3 separate regions of the Homo sapiens genome follow, and regions 1 and 3 are each linked to region 2. Evidence: chromatin loops called from intact Hi-C (ENCODE). Cell type or tissue: mammary epithelial cell. All regions are shown on one strand. Links, peaks and the distances in the headings refer to the core of each region. The heading gives the core; the rest is flanking DNA.

Region 1 (8,130 bases), core at 1,993-5,992, 700 kb before region 2:
TACACCCGGCAGCGGGAGCACCTGGAGAGGAACCTGGCCACTCTCAAGAAGAAGGTGGTCAAGGAGGGCGAGCTGCACCGCACAGACTACGTCCGCATCATGCAGGTACCTGCATGCTCCCCTCAGCCCCTGTGGAGGCCAAGCCATCCAAGATGAGAGATCCCATCAAGGGTCCCTCTGAGACCACCTGTCTTCAGGGCTCCCCAGGTGTCTGGGGGCCCAGTAGCTCCCCCTAAAGTCTTATTTTGGCTCCTCTCCTCTGAGCTCGTCTTGGCTGTGACTGTGGCTGAGAGCTCACCTAGGAGGTTTTCTAGGCACTTCCATGCTGCACCCTGGCCTCCACCCCACCCAATGCCCACCTCCCTTCTCCACATACCCGATTCCTCTTTTCTACACCATCTTTATCCAGAGCACACCTGTGTCCCCTGCCTCACTCCTCTCATCAGCCCCTTGGCCCTCTAGACCTTCATCCACATCATCTTACCTCTCCTGAGCCACTTTCCCTTCTCTCTTCCATTCCCAACTCTCATTTCACCTGACTTTGTTTTGCTCCTTTGTATTCTGCTACCCATATCTCGTGGCCACGCCTCATCTGATTTTTCTGGTGCCTCAGGTCCCTACCCTTATCTCTTGTGTCCCAAGTTAGCCACAACGTCCCAGAGCTGGCCTCACTCTGGTTTAATAAGCGCCTCACACCCACCTCCCTGGATCCTTCATAGGCTGTTCAGAGAGCCTGACCCCATTACTGCCGCCTCCACACAGGCACGTTATCAGGACTGCCAGTCGGGATTCTTCTGCCAGATTTCTGTTTGGGTATCAGTATCATCTGAGGCAATTAATGTGAATTAGTATCAAAAGGGAACATCAGAATCACATTTATAAAGCACGTACCTTTTTATGTTCACATTTCTTTATTGCCATAATTAAAATACTGGAATGGGAACAGGTTGCAGTTAGATTGAAACAAACCAGTTCCCAGCTTGGCCAGTTCATACACAGCTGGGCAGAGCGCACTGTGATTCAGGCCAGACCCAGGCAGGGCTGGTCTCATGTCATCTTACGACCAGTCCCTGCTGAAAAGCAGCCCAGTCCATCTACCCTTTGCCCTACTCCTTGGCCATGAAAGCCATCGGAGGCCCAGAGATAGAAGTGCCTCCAGCTGGTGGAGCCCTGAGACACCAGCAGCCGCACACTGAGCCACTGCTTAGGGCCTGGAGTACCTAGAGCATGGAGAGCCCCCTGGGGCTCTGGAGTGCAGTGAGCAGGGAAGGGAAACCAGGATGACAGCAGGAGCAGTTGTCAGCTGCTGACATCACCTAGCACCCTCTGTGCCCTGTCACCAGAGTACAGGCCTGAGGAACTGGGTCCCTCTCTCCATGCCAAGCAGCCAAAGCAAACATCGATGTAGGAGGAGGAAGATCACAGGCTAGCCAGAGGGTGTGAGCGTCAGCATGAGGCTGCTGGGGCGGGCATCCTGTCCTCTTCTGCTTCCCTATGCCCCGGAGGGTGCTGGGCCAGGGTGGGGTAGAAAGCAGAGGAGACCCAAGCGGCCTCCTGCCCAGCCCTGCCACTCCCTGATGGCTGGCAGAGGGAGCCATCAACAAATGAAGTCCCGGGAAGAACATTTTCTCCAGCAGCATTGTAACCTATGTGCTAGGGAGTCCTGTGGATCCAAATAAGTAACTCCAGCAACTGCAGGGAGTAAGAAGGGGCCCAGGGTGGGGGGTGTGTGGCAGGGGGTGCGGGTCTCCGGGTCCCTACCCCTTCAACCAGAAAGAGACTGCTTGCTGCTAACAGTGGAGCTCTTTTTGTTGGAAAAAAGTCTGGAAGATTTAAAAAAAAGAAAAGTTTTCAAAACCACTGTGCCGACCCTGGTTTACCCTGCTCCACCACTCCTCTGCCAGGAGACCTTGGGTAAATTCCTTAACTCAAGGAGCCACCTTGCCTATATGTAAAACAGGGAAGAAAACACCAACCTGAGAGTGGGGGGTTCCTGCAAGATTGAATGGGACAACCACATAAGGCACTAGGCACTGGCCTGGTACAGAATAAGTGCTAAAAAAAAAAAAAAAAAAAAAAAAAAAGGCAATTTCCAGCCGGGCGCAGTGGCTCACGCCTGTAATCCCAGCACTTTGGGAGGCCGAGGCGGGTGGATCGTGAGGTCAGGAGATCGAGATCATCCTGGCTAACACGGTGAAACCCCATATCTACTAAAAATACAAAAAAATTAGCCGGGCGTGTGGTGGGCACCTGTAGTCCCAGCTACTCTGGAGGCTGAGGCAGGAGAATGGCATGAACGTGGGAGGCAGAGCTTGCAGTGAGCCAAGATCGGGCCACTGCACTCCAGCCTGGGCGACAGAGCGAGACTCCATCCCCCCCCAAAAAAAAAAGGCAATTTCCATCCTCTTCATCCAAGCAAAGGACCTATCCAAGAACCAAGGTAGAAATCCAGTGGGAAAGCCTAGAAGCCCATCACAGGATGGGCCACGGGTGCCTGTGGACTGCAGGTGGCAGGGGTGGAGGGTGGAGGGTGGATGGCACAACTGATTCCAGACCCTCAGTTGGTGACCTTGGTGTGTGCTGGTCAGGAGCCAGCTGGACCTCATCTTCAGTTGCCATGGCCCTGGCACTTCAATCCAAAAAGGCTGAGGAAGGCCACAGCAAACATGGCATCTAAGAGTAACTCATTAGAAAATAACAGAAAATGAGGTCACTGTCTCATTTGTTTATTCAGACAGGAGCTCAGCCTCCCCACTCCATTCCTCAGCACACTGGCAGATATGAAAATAAGAGTTGCTATGAGATACAAACATCTAGGACATGCATTTTATTCATTCAGTACACATTTTTTGAGGGCTTCTTGTACAGCAAGCTCTGTGTCAGTCACTGAGGATTCCAAGATGAACGTGATAGTGTTCCTACTCTCAAGGAGTTAATCATTGGGAACCTGGACCAGATACAAATAATTACTGCTCAACTCATTGTATGCAGTGCTGTGGGCTCATCCTGGAAATGGGGTTCAGTGATGCCTTCAGGACTTGTGGAAGGTTTCTGGGGCAAGGGGCATTTGAGCTGAGCCTTGAAGGGTGAGTAGAGGTTGATCGTGGAACAAGTCAGGGAAGAGACTTCCAGGCTGTGGGAACAACCTGAGAAAAAGCAGAGAAGAGTGAGGCCTGTGAGGTGCTTGGAGACCCAAGAGTCCACGAGAAGAGAGTCCAAGTGGAGAAGAACCCACTGAAATGGTTGGTGGCTGAGGGTCATGTTGGAAAGGGCGTCCATGCCATGCCAAAAAGTACAGTTTGTCCTGTAAACAGGCTCCACCCAAGGTTTCTTAAGTAGGGGTGTCTTTGTTTTGAAAAGACAAAACACTCCATTGGCAAGGTGGGAAGACTGGTGGGGAAAGAGGCAGGTGGCAGAAAAACCCATTAGGAAATGACTGTCATGTTAAGGGTAGATGAGAAGTACTTGGAAAGGGGAAAGTTGTGGTGTCAAAAGGCATTTCAGAGTAGAAATGACAAATAGAAATGTCAGGTTAGACATGGGAGGAAGGTTGAAAGAACGGAGAAGGATTCCAGGATGGCTCATTTGTGCAGTTAGGCAGATGGTGAGCCCACTGACTGTGGGTTCCAGAAAGATGTCACTGATGCAAGGATTCCAAGTCCATGGAATAAATCTGTTGCCTGCTTTTTCCAGGCTGTGAGGTACTGCCATATTCTAAAGGCATCGACTCAGGCCATGCCATTAGGGGGTGCTGTAGGCATTCCCTTCTCTTCTCTGCTCAATACGGAGGTCGGAAAGACCTGCCAGGGTCATCAGTCAGTTCCAAAGGCCAAAGGCAGTCCTGGACAGCTTGGCAGAGCCCCTTTGCTTAGAAAGCTTTTTACATAAACAGTTTCACATCCCCCAAGACTTGGCACGTTGGTGGACCCCAGGTCAGATTTCCTCTGCAGCTGTGTAGACCTGGGTGGGGGTCTGGAGGATTGGAGGGGATTTTGGAAGTCAAACTGACAAGGGAGAGATCAGGAAGAGAAGGCTCGGCAAACCCATTGCATTCACATTTTTAATCCACAAAGCCATCCAAAGCAAAAACGGTCGACCTCAATGTGACCTCGGGACCCCTCGGAACACAGGCCACCCCAGAAAACATTTTGCAGGTAGCCCAACTTATACTTATTGGGAGTGTCCTTGGCCATCATACTATGTGAGATATTGGAATGGAGGTGACATAAATGTGAGGGGGGACAGCAGAGCCTGGAAAGCAGTAGTCACGGAGGAGCAGGGCTCTCTGGATGGAGGCACGACAGGGTTCAGACACCAGCTCTACCACTGAGATACGGCCTCAGTTTCCTCACAAGGTTGGTGTAAGGATGAACTGAGGGACTGTATGCATGCTGTTTGATACATTTGCAGTGATCCAATCAACCCTTGCAATTGTGGTTACTCTTATTATCGTTATCATCAAGCTCTTCCTGCCTTAGGTTCTGCTTGCCGCCTCCTGGCTCTGGGCCTGGAACACTCTTCTCCTCTGTCTCCCCTGGGGTTGCACACTGTCACACTGGGTTGGGCAGGGGCCCAACCATGCTTCAGCCTCTCATGGCAGCTCTGCAGTGGAGCCAAGCGGGACCTCCCATGCCTGGCACAGTGACCAGTATAAGCTTTCAGGAACTGGTTCTTAGATTACTTTTCTTACATGAATACGTGAATGAATGAATGAATGAATGAACAGAACAAGAGAGTCAGGCTGCACTGAGTGGTGGGCCTCAATCATACTCCAAAAAGGATCAAGCCCTGGAGACCCATTTAGGTAAGGGAGCATCATGAAGATGTCAGAGGTTGGCAGGGGGGTCAGGAACAGGCATTCACACCAACAGGTACCAGGAGCCAGAAATCCCAATCACAGTGACAGGGCTGTAGAGGGTGGAGGGGGTGGGGAGAAGCCAGGGCAGGGCTCCACTTGCCGGGGGGCCTTTACAGCAGAACAAGGGAGAACACTGAGAGCTGGTGACAAACCAGCAGGAAGGATGAACATCAGAATCAACTCAGACACAAAATCAATAGGACTCAGTGACAGAATGGATGGAGATGACCAAAAAGAGGAAGCAGCTAAAGATGCAAACTGTGAGAGAACTCGAATTGTGCTTTCAGTTTCTAGTGCTTATTCTGATGATTGTTATTGAGTTATTTAATGAGGATCAGGAGAAGTGAAGCTTAGCGAGGCCTACTGAAGGGAGAAATGGAGAGAGACCTCAAGCAAGCAAGCTTCCCCCTGTGGCTCTAAGACCTTCCCTTCTGTTCTGGTCTCTTTCACCTGTCCCTTATCCCTTGGTCTGTAACTTCCTTATTAGTAAGAATCTCATCTTATTCGGTTTGGTATCCACTGCATTAGTTATACATTTTCTCATCCATTTCACAAATATTTAATGAGCACCTCTAACATGCAAGGCAGGGTCCAAGGTCCATAACCCAATAAATATGTATTGAATTGATCATGTCATGATATAAAGTCTGCAAGGAGAAGGTCCATGGGAGGATCTAGCAGAGTTTTACCAGGCAGCATCTGGAAAGGAAATGCGGGAAACCTATCACTGTTATGAGACAATTTGGAACTGTAATGTTCCCCACCCTCCCTCCCAAACTGGGGAGACCGAAGAATGACAAGTCCAGCTTGGTGAGTAGATGAGTTTATTTAGGTCTTCCATGTGGGGCACTCCTGGGCAGCAGCAGGACAGCTCTAGAGACCTGCTTTGCCTCACATCGCTAAGCTGCTTTTAAGCTAATTTTCTGGCTCTTCACCTACTGTGTATGTGCCATGGGACTGTTTTCCTTAGTAGGTTTTCAGATATCTTCTAGGATGTTTGGATTCTCAGGGACACCTGCTCCACAGCTGGGCACCATGGCCTTGACTAACTGCCTGGCCTTGAGGGTTCAGACAGTGAACATACACCCTTAAGTAACCTGGTGGGGGACCCATCACACTACAATCAGCAAGGCCTGGGTTGGTTCAAAGGGTAAAGCATTCGATGGAGAAAACATCTGATTCAGAAACACAAGTACAAATCCTAGCATGAAGAATGAGGGGTTGACAATGAGGACTGGGCATTTCATCCGAGACAGAGAGATTTCATTACTATAAAGGAATACCTGAGGCTGGGTAATTTATAAAGAAGAGAGGTTTATTTGGCTCACAGTTCTGAGGGCTGTACAGGAAGCATGGCACCAGCATTGCTTCTGGTCAAGACCTCAGGAAGCTTTCACTCATGATGGAAGGCAAAAGAGGAGCAGGCGTGTCACATGGCGAAAGAGAGAGTAGGAGAGGAGAAGGGGCCGGTCTCGCTCTGTCGCCCAGGCTGGAGTGCAGTGGCACGATCTCGGCTCACTGCAAGCTCCGCCTCCTGGGTTCATGCCATTCTCCTGCCTCAGCCTCCCAAGTAGCTGGGAGTACAGGCACCCGCCACCACGCCCGGCTAACTGTTTGTATTTTTAGCGTAGACGGGGTTTCACCATGTTAGCCAGGATGGTCTTGATCTCCTGACCTCATGATCCACCTGCCTCGGCCTCCCAAAGTGCTGGGATTACAGGTGTGAGCCACCGTGCCCAGCCGAGGCCAGGTTCTTTTAAAACAACTAGTTCTTGCAGGAACGAATAGAACAAGCACTCATTACTGCGAGGATGGCACCAAGCCCTTCATGAGGAATCTGCTCCCATGACCCAAATACCTCCCTCTAGGCCCCACCTCCAACACTGGGGATCAGTTTTCAACAGGAGATTTCGAGGAGACAAACATCCAAACTATATTGTAAGGAATACTGAAATTAAGTAATATACTGGAAGTCTAAAGGTGTAGATCTGTGCTTTAGATGAAGCATTTCTGGAGGAAAAGAATCATTGCGGTGTCTCTAGCCCGACCCCTGCTCCCTTCTGGGTTCCACAGGTACCTCCCCACAGCAGAGGACCGTTTGTCACAGCTCAGGGAGAACAGTGCTTAAGACCATCCTGTTCTCTGGGCTCTGACTCCGTAGCCACCACTCGTGAGATAATGTCCCAAGTAGAAGCACAGTTTGTTCCTGGCACAGGTCCATTTTATGTAGATTTGGCCTGCAACTGCCTTTTCTGGTATACAGACCCTCAGGTGCTTTGCAACTGAAAGTGTGGTCTGGCCTGCAGACCAGCAGCAGCATCTCTTGGAAGCCCAGTGCAGGATTTCAGGGCCCATTCCAGACCTATGAGTCAGAGGGGCATCTAACAAGGTGGTCAGGTGATGTATTTGTATGGTCATACACGAGGAACTGCTGTAGACAAGCTGACTACTGTGGCTGTGGGCTCTAAGAGCAAAGTGGCCAGTCTCTTTGGGCCCTTGGGGATGGGGCTCCTCCTTGGGGTACTTGTGCTGGGTGTGAAATGGAAGGCAGAGATTTGAGGTGTGGGAAAAGAGGAAAGAGACTGTTTGGTCCCAGGGTGCAGAGCCTGCACCACCTGGCCCCCAGCAAGCTTCGTCCTCACTCCTGTCGACTCCCCTCCTTTCACTCTGCATTCCAGTGATGCAGGACTGTTGCAGGTCTCCCCCACCCCCATCAGCTGTGTCACATTCTGTGCCTTTGCTTCTGCTGTTCTAGTTGTCTGGGACACCCTTTACCCTCTCCTTGGTGACTCCTTCAAGCCTCAGCCCAGGGGTCAATTCCTAGGAATCCACCCTAGTCATTCAGGCAGAAGGAAGCATCTTTCCTCTAGGCCCACTCCTCCATCACAGCAAGGTGGCCACCATGTTAAACTGTACCCACACCCCGCACTAAACTGTAAACTCCTCAAGAGCAGAAGCTAAGATTTACACTCTCTATACTCTAGGATTAACATAGTATCTCCATAATATTGGATGACTACATTATAGGTACTCAATAAACATTTATTAGATGAATGGTTGGTTGGATGGATGGATGGATGGATGGATGGATATTTGTCAAACACAAATAAGAGAAGTGAGCTTCCAATGGATGCAGCAGATGTTAATTATCCATTTACTTTTCTGTTTTACTCACTAAATAGCATGCTGCTAAGGGCAGACCATATCCTATTTCTGTTTGCACTTTATGGACTTACCAGATAGCCTATAAATGTGGGTTCAGCAAATGAATG
Region 2 (5,559 bases), core at 1,560-5,559:
AGACTGCCAGGTGGTTGGGTTCTGCCTTTAGCCTGGACCAAAGGGAAGTGAGGCCCAAGGAGCTTACCCAAGCTGTGGCAGCCGTCCCAGGCCACCCCCATGGAAGCAATAAAGCTCTTCCCTGAGCCTGGCCTCTTTTTGCCTTCTCTGACTTTCCTGGAAGAAACAGGAACCTAAAGCCTTAGCAACTATGCCAAACCCTCGGGCCCTCTCTCCAGTCCACAGAGTCCTGGGTCCCTTTCACTTCTTGTGTCAATGCAGGACCTAGGTAGCCATCCAGAGGCCTCTGGAGCATCTCCTGTATCCTCTTTGCTTTGAGACCAGAGGTTTCAGGGCACACTCTTAGAGGAGACAGAGGCACAGGACTGGAGCCCTAGGACATTGCCTTGGGGTGCCACAGCCCCACCTCTGGAAGGACAGATATTCCTGCAAGCACAGGAAAGATATACTGCTGAGCCCCTGCAGCAAGCAGAGGCTCACAGACCTACCCTACTACTGACACTCCCGTCCCTCTGGGAAGGACATGCCCCAGCCCCAATCATTAGCACAGAGGCACACCCTCTCCCTTCAGCCCTGCTCTAGGTATCCTCTGTCATACTTTAGAAAAGATATCACGTCGCCTTCTTAAGAGTCCTAGAGTCTGATCCCTCTCTTCCCCAGCATCCCCAGGCAGGCCTGAGAATGGACAGACCAGACTGTCGCCTGCACTTGAGGCCATGAAGTGAGCTTTCTGTCACACACTGCCACTGTGGCAGGCAGTAAGTGGGGTGGCCGGCTCCTGCTCCTCTCTCCTGCCCACCCCAATCCAAGACTCCAGGCAGCCCTGGGCTGCCCTCCCACTGGTGAGCCCTAAGGCTGGAGTCCCGGCCATCCCAGGGACCAGCAGCCTCCCACATGCTCCTTCCCACTGTGGCCGGCCTTAGGCAGAAGCCTCCTGGGCTAGGGGGGTAAGGGAGGCCCTGACTGAGGGACAGGTCAACCCAGAAACCCCCTCCATTTCTACCGGAAATAAGGCCACTACCATGCACATGTTCCTGCCTGGATGGTGCCCCGTGGAGTTGTACAGGGCATAGGCTGAATGGCCATAAGTGGTGTCCCTGGCTGAAAAAGCCCCAAGGCAGGTGCCCCAACTGAGCAGCCGGTTGTGGGAGGTGACAGAGCAGACTGCTCCCTGCTTGGCCTCCTATCCCAGGGGGCTCCTGGCACGCCTGCAGCAGCCCCACCACCTCCAGCAGCAGTTCTCTGTGGTCTGACTTCTAGTCCTCACCACCGCGGAAAACTACTTTCACACCAGCTATGGTTCTGAGCCCTGGCCATGCACCAGAATCACCTGTGCAATTTGAAAACTGCACATGTCCACCCTGAAAGTCTGATTTGGGTCTGGGTTGAGGCCCGGATGTGGGTAGTTTTTAAAGGTCCCTAGTGGTTCAGAAGCATAGCCAGGGTACAGCTGGTCCACACACATCCCCAGCACTCTCATCCCTGACCACAGCTTCCAATTGCCAGTTGGTTGACAATTCCCAAATTGCCTTTGCCAGCGCAGCTCTCTCTGCTTCCTTCCAGGCTACAAATTCACCGGCTTCCTGAACATTTCCACTTGGATAATCCACAGGCCCTTCCAACTCAACATGTCCAACACCGAACTCATGAGCCCCTGCCTTTCCTCCCAGGAGCCGGGATGTACCCCTCCCCCAGGTCACCCCGCCAAAGGCACACTTTTGCAGGGTCTACCTACCTCCTCACCCTATCCAGTCAGGCACTAATGAATTTTCAAAATTGCGTGTTCCAGATTGGGGCCTGGCAGCCCCACGCTCCCCTCATGCCCTGCATCAGACCTCATCCTCTTTCCACAGCAGCCTCCACCTTTCTCTCCAACCCCATCCTCTTTACTACAGCCAGAGTCATCCACAAAAAATGCCTGTCTGATTACACCATTCTGCTCAAAACCCTCCCATGGTCCCCAGTGTTAGGATCTTTCCATCCATGTTACTCACCCAGCCCTCAACCCACCTGCCAAATTGCCATAATTAGGCATCTGAAATGCTGCCCTCCAGCTACCTACTTCAAGACTCAGCTCAGATGTTCCTCCTCTGTGACCCCTGCCTTCAGCCCTCAGTACCCACTTCTGCCAACACTGCCCCTGCTGTGCCCCAGTGACTCCCGTGTTTGCAAGTGTGTCCGTACTCCAAGCCCTAAGCAGCACAGGAGGTGAGCTGTGGGGAGACTAGAGCAGAGTCAGATCCTGAAAGCTGCGCAGAGGCTAAGCAACCCAACAAGGCAGGTGAACTGGCCGCTGAGAGAAGAATCGGGTGGAGCAGAGAGCAGCTGCTGCAGGGCAGACAGCCGGACCCCCAAATCTGCACGTACCAGCAGTCAGCCGCCCCACGCAGGGACCGGCTTACCCCTCGCTCCCCGCCCTCACTCACTTTCTCCCGCCCTCGGCCCGGCCTCCCAGCTCTCTACTTCGCGAGTCTACAAACTCAACTCCCGGTTTCCGTGCCTCTCCACCGCTCGAGTTCTCTACTCTCCATATCCGAGGGGCCCCTCCCAGCATCTACCCCCCTCCCAACCTCGGGGGACCTAGCCAAGCTAGGGGGGACTGGATCCGACGGGTGGAGCAGCCAGGTGAGCCCCGAAAGGTGGGGCGGGGCAGGGGCGCTCCCAGCCCCACCCCGGGATCTGGTGACGCTGGGGCTGGAATTTGACACCGGACGGCTGCGGCGGCGGGCAGGAGGCTGCTGAGGGATGGAGTTGGGCCCGGCCCCCAGACAAGGCCCGGGGGCTCCGCCAGCAGCAGGTCCCTCGGGCCCCAGCCCTCGCTGCCACCCGGGCCTGGAGCCCCACACCCGAGGTAAGCCAGCCCACTTGCCTGTTTCTGGTCCCAGCCCTGGATGGACGCTCTTGGGCTGGGGGAGAGGACAGGACCACCCCCCTCCTCTCCTTTCTTGCATCCTCCCTCTCTTGGGCCCTCGGCACAGTTCTCCGCCCCTCCCAGCCCCTCAGTCCCTCTTGTCGCTTGTTGGACTGTGCTGGCCTTGCCGGCCCACTGTAATGTGAGGCTCCCGCTGCCGCTACAGGGTGCAGACTGGCTGCCAAGGCCACACTTTTGGCTAAAAGAGGCACTGCCAGGTGTACAGTCCTGGGCATGCGCTGTTTGAGCTTCGGGGGAGAGCCCAGCACTGGTCCCCGGAAAGGTGCCTAGAAGAACAAGGTGCAGGACCCCGTGGTGAGTAGCGGGCTGGTGGATGGGGAGGCAAGGGCCAGAGAACCAAATGGCCCTAGACCACAAGGAGGTAGGAGGCAGGGCCTGAGCTGCCCTCAAGAGACCTGCTCCCGGGCTCCCCCTAGCGCAGAGGGCTCCTAAGGCTGCCCTGCCTGCCTTTCCCTCCATCACGGACAACAGTCACTGGCCTGGCTCGGAGGCCTTGATTCCACTTAGCCAAGAGGCACACACCAGGACCTGGAGGACAACCCCGGGAAGGCCTGGGGGTCTGTTCCACAGGTGTGCAGGCATTCTGTGTGCTAAAGGATGGGGATGAGGGTGGTAGCTGGGACCCAAGAGGAGGCTGGCTAATGAGGACTTACGAAGGCTCTAGGGCCCCAAAAGGGTGTTTGGGAGTGCTAGCAGTGGGAGCTCAGGAAGGCTGGCTGGGATCAGGAACGATGGCTCAAGGGGGAAACTTCTAGGAGCATGACTAGGCTGCCAGATCCATAGGAGGCTGGGAGGGGGACAGACCTAGACCAGCTCCCAGGGTGGCTCAGCTCTCAGAGACCAGGCTGGTATGGAAGCCTAGCTGGCCCTCCTGGGAGTGGCTCAGGCCTGAGTGTAGCTGAGGGGATGGAAAAGCCCACCCTGCTTGGAATCTGCAGGCTTGGCAGACTCTGCCCCCTTGTGGCCACAGGAAGCCATGACCCAGGCCCCATGTTTTCAGAGGGCCCATTAGCTCCCACCATCCCCCGGCTCTGTGGTCATCGAGGGACACCTATAGTCAGAGGAGAGAACTCAGGTGGCTCTGGGTCCAGAACACAGTTCACAGAGGGGCGAGGTGAAGCAGCTCTGGGTGGGCAGCACAGGCTGAGGCTTGGGGCTCACTATCATTAGATAACTCTTAGAGTGACCAGCTAGCACCCTAATTCTTCTCCAGCCCTCAGCTTCCTCTCCGGCAGCCTGGGGTGAAGGCCTCTGTAGGACCAAGTGTGTCCAGCTATAACTCCTTCCAGCCACTTCTGGCATCTCCAGACCTACAACGCAGAGCAGGAAGGTTCTGGGAAAAGAGGACCCCTCTCTCCCCTCCAGCTGTGTGACCTTGTAACCTTAGACAACCTCTGAGCTTCTCTGAGCCTTGTTTGCTCATCTGGAAAAAGGGGATTAAACCATTTACCTCATGGAGTTGTGAAAGAATAGCTGCAAAGCACCTAACACATAGTAAGGTTCCCAGTGCAGCTACTTCTGCTGGGTTGAGTCTAGCTGTGTAGGCCCCTTGTTCCTCACCTGGAGAAACTGGGGTGGCAGGCCGGTCCCCCACAAAAGATAACTCATCTCTTAATTTGCAAGCTGCCTCAACAGGAGGGTGGGGGAACAGCTCAACAATGGCTGATGGGCGCTCCTGGTGTTGATAGAGATGGAACTTGGACTTGGAGGCCTCTCCACGCTGTCCCACTGCCCCTGGCCTAGGCAGCAGGTGAGTGGTTCTCCCAGTGACTCCTACCTGGTACTGAGGAAAGGCGGCTTGACTGGTGAGGGAGAGCAGGGCTTGGCTTGGGCAGCGGTTAGGTGTGGGAGGGAAAATGGTCAGGGAGGGACCAGGTGAATGGGAGGAGGAGCGGGACTTCTCTGAATGGTCGGTGCACTCAGGTGATTCCTCCCCTGGGCTCCCAGAGGCAGCAAACCCATTATACTGGAACCTAGGCCCTTCCTGAGTTTCCCCTCCACACAGCTAGGAGCCCATGCCCGGCCTGATCTCAGCCCGAGGACAGCCCCTCCTTGAGGTCCTTCCTCCCCAAGCCCACCTGGGTGCCCTCTTTCTCCCTGAGGCTCCACTTGGTCTCTCCGCGCAGCCTGCCCTGTGGCCCACCCTGGCCGCTCTGGCTCTGCTGAGCAGCGTCGCAGAGGCCTCCCTGGGCTCCGCGCCCCGCAGCCCTGCCCCCCGCGAAGGCCCCCCGCCTGTCCTGGCGTCCCCCGCCGGCCACCTGCCGGGTAGGTGAGAGGGCGAGGGGGCGGGGCGGGGCTGGCCCGGGACACCGCGCGTGACTGGGTCTCATTCCAGGGGGACGCACGGCCCGCTGGTGCAGTGGAAGAGCCCGGCGGCCGCCGCCGCAGCCTTCTCGGCCCGCGCCCCCGCCGCCTGCACCCCCATCTGCTCTTCCCCGCGGGGGCCGCGCGGCGCGGGCTGGGGGCCCGGGCAGCCGCGCTCGGGCAGCGGGGGCGCGGGGCTGCCGCCTGCGCTCGCAGCTGGTGCCGGTGCGCGCGCTCGGCCTGGGCCACCGCTCCGACGAGCTGGTGCGTTTCCGCTTCTGCAGCGGCTCCTGCCGCCGCGCGCGCTCTCCACACGACCTCAG
Region 3 (8,130 bases), core at 1,993-5,992, 270 kb before region 2:
GATGGTGAAACCCCGGCTCTACTAAAAATAGAAAAATTAGTTGGGCATGGTGGTGGGTGCCTGTAATCCCAGGTGCGCGGGAGGCTGAAGCAGGGAATTGCTTGAGCCCGGGAGGCGGAGGTTGCAGTGAGCCAAGATCATGCCACTGCACTCCAGCCTGAGCAACAGAGCGAGACTCCGTCTCAAAAACAAACGAAAAAACAAACAGGTGACTGTCATCTCTTTATTCATCTTTCCTACACTAGTATTCACAAAGTAATATTTGCCCTTTGAAGGTAAATGGTGTCAGTTCCAGTGGTAGCCGTGAAAGTCAATGAGGAATGCTATGGTCTTCACGTCCATAGTGTTTTGACATTATTCCCAATGTTTGTCAGAGATGACAGCTTACTTGTGACCTACTCTGATTTGTAGGTTCAGAGCCTCGGTTTCTATGCAAATGTAACTTGCCCTGGACTGTCATTGCCTTTGCAGCATGTTGATGAGTGGAATATTGGCCGGCTGAGAACAATCCTGGACTTGGTGGAAAAGGAGAGTGGGATCACCATTGAGGGTGTGAACACCCCATACCTGTACTTTGGCATGTGGAAGACATCCTTTGCTTGGCACACTGAAGACATGGACCTCTACAGCATCAACTACCTGCACTTTGGAGAACCAAAGTCCTGGTACAGTCTGCCTGCAGTCGGCACCGGGCTTCTATGCTAGAGCACGGGCTCATGTTCATTGTGCGTGGGAAGCACCTCAGGATTGTGTTAAAGGGCAGACCCTGGTTCAGGCTTGGGGTGACATTCCATGTTTTAAACACACTTTCAAGTGCTAAGATGCTTGCTGTTGGAGCTCTGGTGCTCGGACCACCTTTTGAGTAGGGAGGCTTTAGAGAGCAGGGTGCTGGCAGTTACCCAAAGACACGGGGGCTCTTCCAGGCTATCCCACTGCTTTCTAATTTTTTTTCTGAACAGGCCTGAGGCATTTCTTAGCAGCAGACTTCCAAGACTAGAGTCACTCTCTCAGATGACAGAAAGCTTTCTTTTCGTCATGGAAAAAATACTAATACTTGGGGAGCAGCAGTGTGTGCTTAACACATAAGGGATTGCGAGGCTATTCAGCATGCTTCCTGTTCTCCAGAGTGTTATTCTTGTTGGTGAGACAAACATTGGTTCTCTCTCCTCTCTCTGTGCTGACCCATCTTTGAGTCTCAGCATTTTTTTTTTTCTATTTTGAGACAGGGTCTCACTCTGTCACCCAGGCTGGAGTGCAGTGGCACCATTATGGCTCACTGCAGCCTTGACCTCCTGGGCTCAAGTGATCCTTCTACTTCAGCCTCCCAGGTAGCTGGGTTTACAGGCGTGCACCACTATGCCCAGCTAATTTTTTTCCTTCTTTTTTTTTAGGGTAGAGATGGGGTCTCACTATGTTGCACAGGCTGGTCTCAAACTCCTGGGCTCAAGCAGTCCTCCTACTTCAGCCTTGCAAAGTGCTAGGATTACAGGCATGAGCCACTGTACCCGGCCCATCTCAGCATTTTAGTGAAGGTGCTGCAGATAACAGCAGTGAATAAGATGGATGAGATACCTACCCTCACACAGATAGGAGACTGGTCAGGAGGTAGAAAGTGTGAGAGAATGCTCATACGGTGTGGGGACAGCTCTGAAGGGGAAGAAGTGGGTGCTAAGGTCCACATAAGAAGGATAGATGGGATTAAAGAAGGCTTCTTTCAAAGAGGTGACAAGTGAGACCTAAAACATGAGAAGGACATAACCGGGTGGAGTGGTGGTGGGCTTAGCAGCTGGGAGATTGAGGGAAGTGTATCCAGGCAGTTGGAACCACAGACGCAGAGCTCCTGGATTAAGACAGCACATGAGGGCCAGGCGTGGTGGCTCACACCTGTAATCCCAGCACTTTGGGAAGCCGAGGTGGGTGGATCACCTGAAGTCAGGAGTTGGAGACCAGCCTGGCCAACATGGTGAAACCCGTCTCTACTAAAAACACAAAATTAGCCAGGCGTGGTGTGTTTAGGGAGCTAGGGGGAGTCTGCTGTAGTTTGGGTGCTGTGTAAAACGATGAGAAGTGAGTGATGAGGCCGGAGGGGACATCATGGGGCACATTATGGGGAGTCATGAAAACCATATCCACTTTCAGGTCTTTTTTCAGCATCTTCAGCCATGTTCTTTCTCAGGGGTTTTCCTTTCTTCTTTCAAGTGCTCTCCAGTTTCTAATCTTGGGGGAAAGAACCTTTTGAGCCTATGATTATCTCCTAACTACTGTCCTGTTTTTCCTTCCTCAGAAGGCTAGACTTGTAGGATGTGTAAATGTAGCTTTTGTGTCTTCACCATTGTTTACTCCAAAATTCACTGCTCCTGGATTTTTGAATTCTCTTATAAAAGAAGGTTTTCCAGTTATTATATACATTCTTAGGTCCTCTGAAGTGGGACCTCCAGAGCCTTCTGTATAGGGTTGCCTGATGGATCCCAGAGTCCTTTAGGTGACATTTTTGTCAACTCTTCTTCTCTGTTTTGTTTTATAATGAAGCTGTTTGCAGTGGGAGGATTTGTTGTTACTGTGGAATAATCTTCAGAAGAGATTAAAAAGGTTAAAACAGAGTTACTGTGAGTTTCAGAATATAAAGTTTAACAATTTTGCAAAAGTTTAATAGTCCTAGGTGTTCTTTTTTACTTTTCATTTTTTAGGAAGAGCAGTTTCTATGGTGTTTAGACACCCTACTGGGTAGAGAGGTAATTGATTGTTGGGTAATCAGTATATGTAGCTGTTGGGGAGATAAAGGGAAAGTGGGTTCATCAGCAGATACGGGGCTAGGTCTCTTAAGTGTCAGATCCATCTTTCACTTTGTTTTCCATCTTCCTCTTGCCTGCCCCCAGTTAGGCCTTTCAAGCATTTAAAAATACTGAGCATTTTTAAATACTGAGGTTATATAGTGACATCCTTCTTTTTTTTTCTTTTAAAAAATGTTATTATATGAACAACATTATAAAGGAGAGTAATATTATGTACCGTAAATCCTGGCTCATGGTGAACACTTAATAAACATCTTATTAAGTGAATGAATATAGAAGAAATAAATTCACTCACCTTCTTTATGGGCTCCTTACTCCTGTGCCCAAACAGTCTAATATTTCATTTTTTCAGATTCCTTTCTACTGCTTGGGAAGTTAAAAAAAAAATCTGCTATTTCAAGGTGTTTTGAGAGTGGGAATAAGTCCCTTAGCTTCTGTACCTGCCCTCCACCCAGCCTCTGATGCTCTCATGTGATTGCAGGTACTCTGTTCCACCTGAGCATGGAAAGCGGTTGGAACGCCTCGCCAAAGGTACTGTGTCTCTTCTGTTTGCTGGATTGGACCCTCCTATGAGCTGTGCTCCTTGCTCTGCACTAAAATGTGCGTTCCCCATGGTCAGATACTTGCAGGTCCTGTTGCAGGCCTGCAGACGGGGGTGAGCCACACTGGTTACCTTAAGAGGGCAGTGACGGAGCCTTTTCTTCCTTTGTCCTGACTGTCTGTGCCTCAGTTTTAATGAGCAGGGGTGTTTCTTTGACCAGCGATAATGAACCAGACCCAGTATGACTGGTGTTTCCACTAAAGACCCAAATGTTAAAGAAAAAATTGAACTTTATGCTTTGTTTCTTTTAAGTGGACTTAGATTTGTATGTCTGGAGAACATAGGAAAGCCTGGGTAGATGATACTACAGCTGCATTACTGAAAAAAGATCAGGGATACAAGTGACTGGAGAAAAGGTCCTAAATAGTTTCAAAGCTCTATAAGAACAGAGGCAGCTTGGGTGACCTTGGTTTCCCAAACAGGATTTCATTACCCACGTAATGCCCTACATGGGAGTGAGCCTAGAGGCTCATTGCAGAATCTTAGAATTGGTGCGGAGCTATAAGGATCCTCAGAGGTCACATTGGTGATGCATCCTCTTTATCATTCCGATGAGAAGCACAGGTGTGAAGTGACTCCAGGATTGCGGAGCTAGTGTGGAGCACTGTGTTAACCTGTACCCTTTCAATTAAATAGGCTTTTTCCCAGGAAGTGCTCAAAGCTGTGAGGCATTTCTCCGCCACAAGATGACCCTGATTTCCCCGTTAATGCTGAAGAAATATGGAATTCCCTTTGACAAGGTGAGCTGATGTTACATGCCAAAGTTCTCAGGCACCACCCTTTCTGGCCTTTGTTTTACAGTTTTATTCTAGTTCATCACTATACCAAGAGGGGGCCAAAGCTTAAATAAACTATGTAACAACACTTTGATCTAAGAGCATTAAAGGTGGGGCCACTGTAGCTTCCTGGTGCCAGAGGAGAGTCAGATCCCCTAGAACAGTGTTCATTTGGAGGAATGGTTAATTATAGTCATGTCATCTGATATGTCTGGGCTTTGCATTTTATAGAAGACAGCAAGGACCCCAGGGGTTTTATGACTTACCCTTTGTTACTCAGCTAAGTTGTGGTGGAGCTCAGAATTCCAGTTCTGTGGACTTCTGCCATTTGAAGCAGCTGCTTCAAGTCTGCTCTTGTTCAGGTGACTCAAGAGGCTGGAGAGTTTATGATCACTTTCCCTTATGGTTACCATGCCGGCTTTAACCATGGTTTTAACTGTGCGGAGTCTACCAATTTTGCTACCCGTCGGTGGATTGAGTACGGCAAGCAAGCTGTGCTGGTAAGTCTGCTTGATTTCTTTCTATAACACCATGACAAAAATGAGCAAATTCTGGTTAGATACGTTGGCTGGTGATTAGAGTATTTCTTTGAGCTGCTGGAATTCAGAAACAAGCAGCTAGCAATGTGTCAGAGTACTAACATTTTGTGTTCATAAGGAATTTTTAAAAATGTGTTCAGAATTGGGAAGTATAAAATGAGGTTCTTAAGTCCATTAGGCATTAAAACCACATCCACACACGTTAATACTCTTGTTTATCCATTCCGAGATTTCTCTGTTGAAATTTTTAGGGGTTTCCTTTACTCTAGGGAAGCAGCAGGGTCGGGCCTTTGACTGATAGTAGTAGACTTGCTTGTGTGTTCCTGGCTTGGACAGGGAACAAGGGCAGGTGGCTCACCGTCCTGGGGGCCTAAGTGCAGAGCCTAACCACCCTCTGTGACCCCGAGTTAGTGCCCAGGTAGATTTGCCCCAGTAGCATGTGCTCTCTGCCTTTTTTTCCCTGCTTCCCTTCATGTTTGAAGGTCCTGCAAGGATAACATGCCCTCAGCCTGTGAACCAAAACAATCTGGTTATAAACCATCTTGCACTTGTTTCCATGTGGAGGGAGGAGCTAGGACGTGGGGGTGAGTTGGAAGCAGCAAGGTATGCTCACCTGGTGCTCTTCTGGTTCCTGCTGACAGTGCTCCTGTAGAAAGGACATGGTGAAGATCTCCATGGATGTGTTTGTGAGAAAGTTCCAGCCAGAAAGGTACAAACTTTGGAAAGCTGGGAAGGACAACACAGTTATTGACCATACTCTGCCCACGCCAGAAGCAGCTGAGTTTCTTAAGGAGAGTGAACTGCCTCCAAGAGCTGGCAACGAGGAGGAGTGCCCAGAGGAGGACATGGAAGGGGTGGAGGATGGAGAGGAAGGAGACCTGAAGACAAGGTAACCCAGCAGCCCTTTTGTCCTGGCTGCGTGAGGGAGGGATGTCTGGGTAGGTCCTGTAATCTGTGGAGAGGCTGTTTCTTGTTTTTTTTGTTTTGTTTTGTTTTTGTTTTTGTTTTTGTTTTTGATGGAGTCTCGCTCTGTCGCCCAGGCTGGAGTGCAGTGGTGCGATCTCGGCTCACTGCAAGCCCCGCCTCCCGGGTTCAGGCCATTCTTCTGCCTCAGCCTCCCGAGTAGCTGGGACTACAGGCACCTACAGCCACGCCTGGCTAATTTTTTGTATTTTTAGTAGAGACAGGGTTTCACTGTGTTAGCCAGGACGGTCTCGATCTCCTGACCTCGTGATCCGCCCACCTCGGCCTCCCAAAGTGCTGGGATTACAGGTGTGAGCCACCGCGCCCGGCCGAGGCTGTTTCTAAGATGCCGTTTGTGCCTTGGCTAAGGGAGTGTTCTTGGTAAAGGCTCCAGAAACCTGAGAGCCAGAGCATTCAGGCACTTTCTGAATGAGAGACCTGTAGTGGGCGTGTAGTCTGCTGGAGCAAGGCGTCAGTTATATGAGGGTCGGGGGCATTTATGTGCGAAGGTCGGGCTCCCTCTGAGCCAGAAAAGTCATGTTTTCTCATCATATCAGAGAGTCTTTTAAAAAGAAGTGTAGTGAGGATGAGACTCAAGGGCATTGGTAATGTCGTGATTTAAGTCTGCAGTGCTATTGGTGGCTGAGCCAGGGGATCTGTGCTCTGAGGAGAATTTATCCTGGGCCATATGGGAAAGAAAGGAGGAACCGTTCCTTGGTACCTGCTATATGCCAGGCACTTTGCCAGCTACTCTGCATACCTTTTCTTAATCCTCACAACAAATCTGTTAGGTGGGTGGTAATACCTGTATTTTCCAGATGATTGAACAAGGTCAGAGAGGTGAAGTCCCTTGTCTCAAGTCACAAATAAGAGGTGTCCCTGAGTTTTGAGCCAGGCCTGACAGGCTCTGGCCATTCACTTTGGGTTGTGTGTGGATGTGTATGAATGTGTTTGAGTAAGTGGATGTATATGTGGGCTCTTAAAAGATTTGCCCTCTCCCTTGCAGCCTGGCCAAGCACCGAATAGGGACAAAGAGGCACCGAGTTTGTCTTGAAATACCACAGGAGGTGAGTCAGAGTGAGCTCTTCCCCAAGGAGGATCTGAGTTCTGAGCAGTATGAGATGACGGAGTGCCCGGCAGCCCTCGCCCCTGTGAGGCCCACCCATAGCTCTGTGCGGCAAGTTGAGGATGGTCTTACCTTCCCAGGTTAGTTGACTATGGTGTATTTTCCACAACCCTAACTCATATATGTGTCCCGTGTTAGATGCCATATTGAGTGCTGGGTCAGAAATAAAAAAGGCAGAGTGACAGGTCCGTGAGCAGATAGCATACTTGGAGTGTGAGAAGTGCTTTGGGTAGGGATGTACAGGGAGGACTGGACACGTAGGGAAAAGCTCCTCCCTCTGCCTGGTCAGGGGTCAGGGAAACACTGGAGGTTTTGGTGAAGGTGACTCTTACAAGGTAAGTAGGACCTTCCCAGGCGGACAGAGAGAGAGGAGGGATGTAGAAAGGGAGTCCCAGATGGGAGGAGCAGGGCACAGGCATGGAGATGGGAATTTTTTTTTTTTTTTTTGAAATGGAGTCTTGCTCTGTCATGCAGGCTGGAGTGCAGGGGCGCAATCTTGGCTCACTGCAACTTCTGCCTCCTGGGTTCAAGCGATTCTCCTGCCTCAGCCTTCCAACTAGCTAGGACTACAGGTGCCTGCCACCATGCCTGGCTAATTTTTTTTTGTATTTTTAGTAGCGATGGGGTTTCACCGTGTTGGCCAGGCTGATCTTGAACTCCTGACCTCAGGTGATCCGCCTGCCTCGGCCTCCCAAAATGCCAAGTGGGATTACAGGCGTGAGCCACTGTTCCCAGCAGAGATGGGAAATATTAATAGCATGGTCCACTTGGGGGAACTGGTGGGGAGTTTCCCTCAATTGAATATTAGGGTGGAAGGCAGCTGTGTGACCAGAAGGTGACGCTGGAGAAATAGGAGATGATGTAGGGCTGTCTGCCATTTTCATTTGCTCACTTGGAAGCTTAAGAAGCCATTTATATTTTAAGAGAGGGAGTGGTGTGATCAGTGCTGTTTAGCAGTCACTTGGAAGGTCATTGAGGCTAGATTTGTTAGAGAAAGGCTTGTATCTGTCTTGGGTCAGGTATGACCCAAAGATGTGGTCTGCCGACAGCCAGGCAGCACTGTGGACTGACACCCTGGGCTGGGCTGGCTTCTCTTCAGCAGATTTTCTTTCCCTTTTTTCTCTTCAAATTTATTTATTTATATTGACAGATAAAATCGTGCATATTTGTCTTGTACAACATAATTTTTTTGTTTGTTTTAGAAACGGGGTCTTACTGTGTTGCCCAAGCCTTTGTGAACACAGCTCACTGCAGCCTCAACTTTCTGGGCTCAAGCAATCCTCTTGCCTCAGCCTCTCAAGTAGGTGGGACTACAGGCATACACCACGCCTGG

Evidence for each region. A loop is a pair of places that touch in the nucleus more often than their neighbours do. Peaks named below come from ENCODE experiments on the same cell type or tissue, not always from the same donor. Only the 100,000 strongest peaks of a DNase experiment are listed, where the experiment ranks them.
Region 1: a loop joins it to region 2, with 4 times the contacts of the local background. A loop is called at or near these places in 13 of 110 quality-filtered maps.
Region 3: it touches region 2 in a loop (4-fold over the local background); 12 of 110 quality-filtered maps call a loop at or near these places.

What each region holds. Positions count from the first base shown.
Region 1 is chr1:43,234,534-43,242,663 of GRCh38, forward strand. CFAP57 (cilia and flagella associated protein 57) reads left to right here. Exons shown (of 23, transcript NM_001378189.1): 21 at 1-105. All of the region lies in intron 1 of LOC105378685 (a long non-coding RNA gene), which reads right to left. It overlaps LOC124904164 (a long non-coding RNA gene), which reads right to left. Exons shown (of 2, transcript XR_007066042.1): 2 at 2,813-3,146. Among named protein-coding and RNA genes, the nearest start is that of TMEM125, 31 kb to the right of the region's middle. In mammary epithelial cell, for the core only: a CTCF peak has its summit at 3,756 (motif pointing right); no DNase peak of the experiment used is centred there.
Region 2 is chr1:43,931,035-43,936,593 of GRCh38, forward strand. It overlaps ARTN (artemin), which reads left to right and starts at 2,767. Exons shown (of 5, transcript NM_057091.3): 1 at 2,767-2,851; 2 at 3,078-3,226; 3 at 4,556-4,682; 4 at 5,059-5,197; 5 at 5,268-5,559. The coding sequence starts at 4,623. It overlaps ST3GAL3 (ST3 beta-galactoside alpha-2,3-sialyltransferase 3), which reads left to right. Exons shown (of 12, transcript NM_006279.5): 12 at 1-125. RefSeq lists enhancers at 1,029-1,529, 2,159-2,208, 4,298-4,892, 4,893-5,487 and silencers at 2,719-2,808, 3,359-3,408, 5,432-5,481. In mammary epithelial cell, for the core only: CTCF peaks have their summits at 3,348 (motif pointing left) and 3,898 (motif pointing left); DNase peaks (open chromatin) are centred at 1,957, 2,587, 3,347 and 4,787; H3K4me3 peaks cover 3,642 bases; H3K27ac peaks cover 3,556 bases.
Region 3 is chr1:43,662,423-43,670,552 of GRCh38, forward strand. KDM4A (lysine demethylase 4A) reads left to right here. Exons shown (of 22, transcript NM_014663.3): 5 at 472-665; 6 at 3,274-3,323; 7 at 4,030-4,133; 8 at 4,532-4,669; 9 at 5,350-5,597; 10 at 6,678-6,877. LOC124904165 (a long non-coding RNA gene) reads right to left here and starts at 5,410. Exons shown (of 3, transcript XR_007066050.1): 1 at 5,322-5,410; 2 at 4,436-4,690; 3 at 1,208-2,569. RefSeq lists enhancers at 1,819-1,898, 2,189-2,248, 3,890-5,089. In mammary epithelial cell, for the core only: no CTCF peak of the experiment used is centred there; a DNase peak (open chromatin) is centred at 4,479; H3K27ac peaks cover 1,618 bases.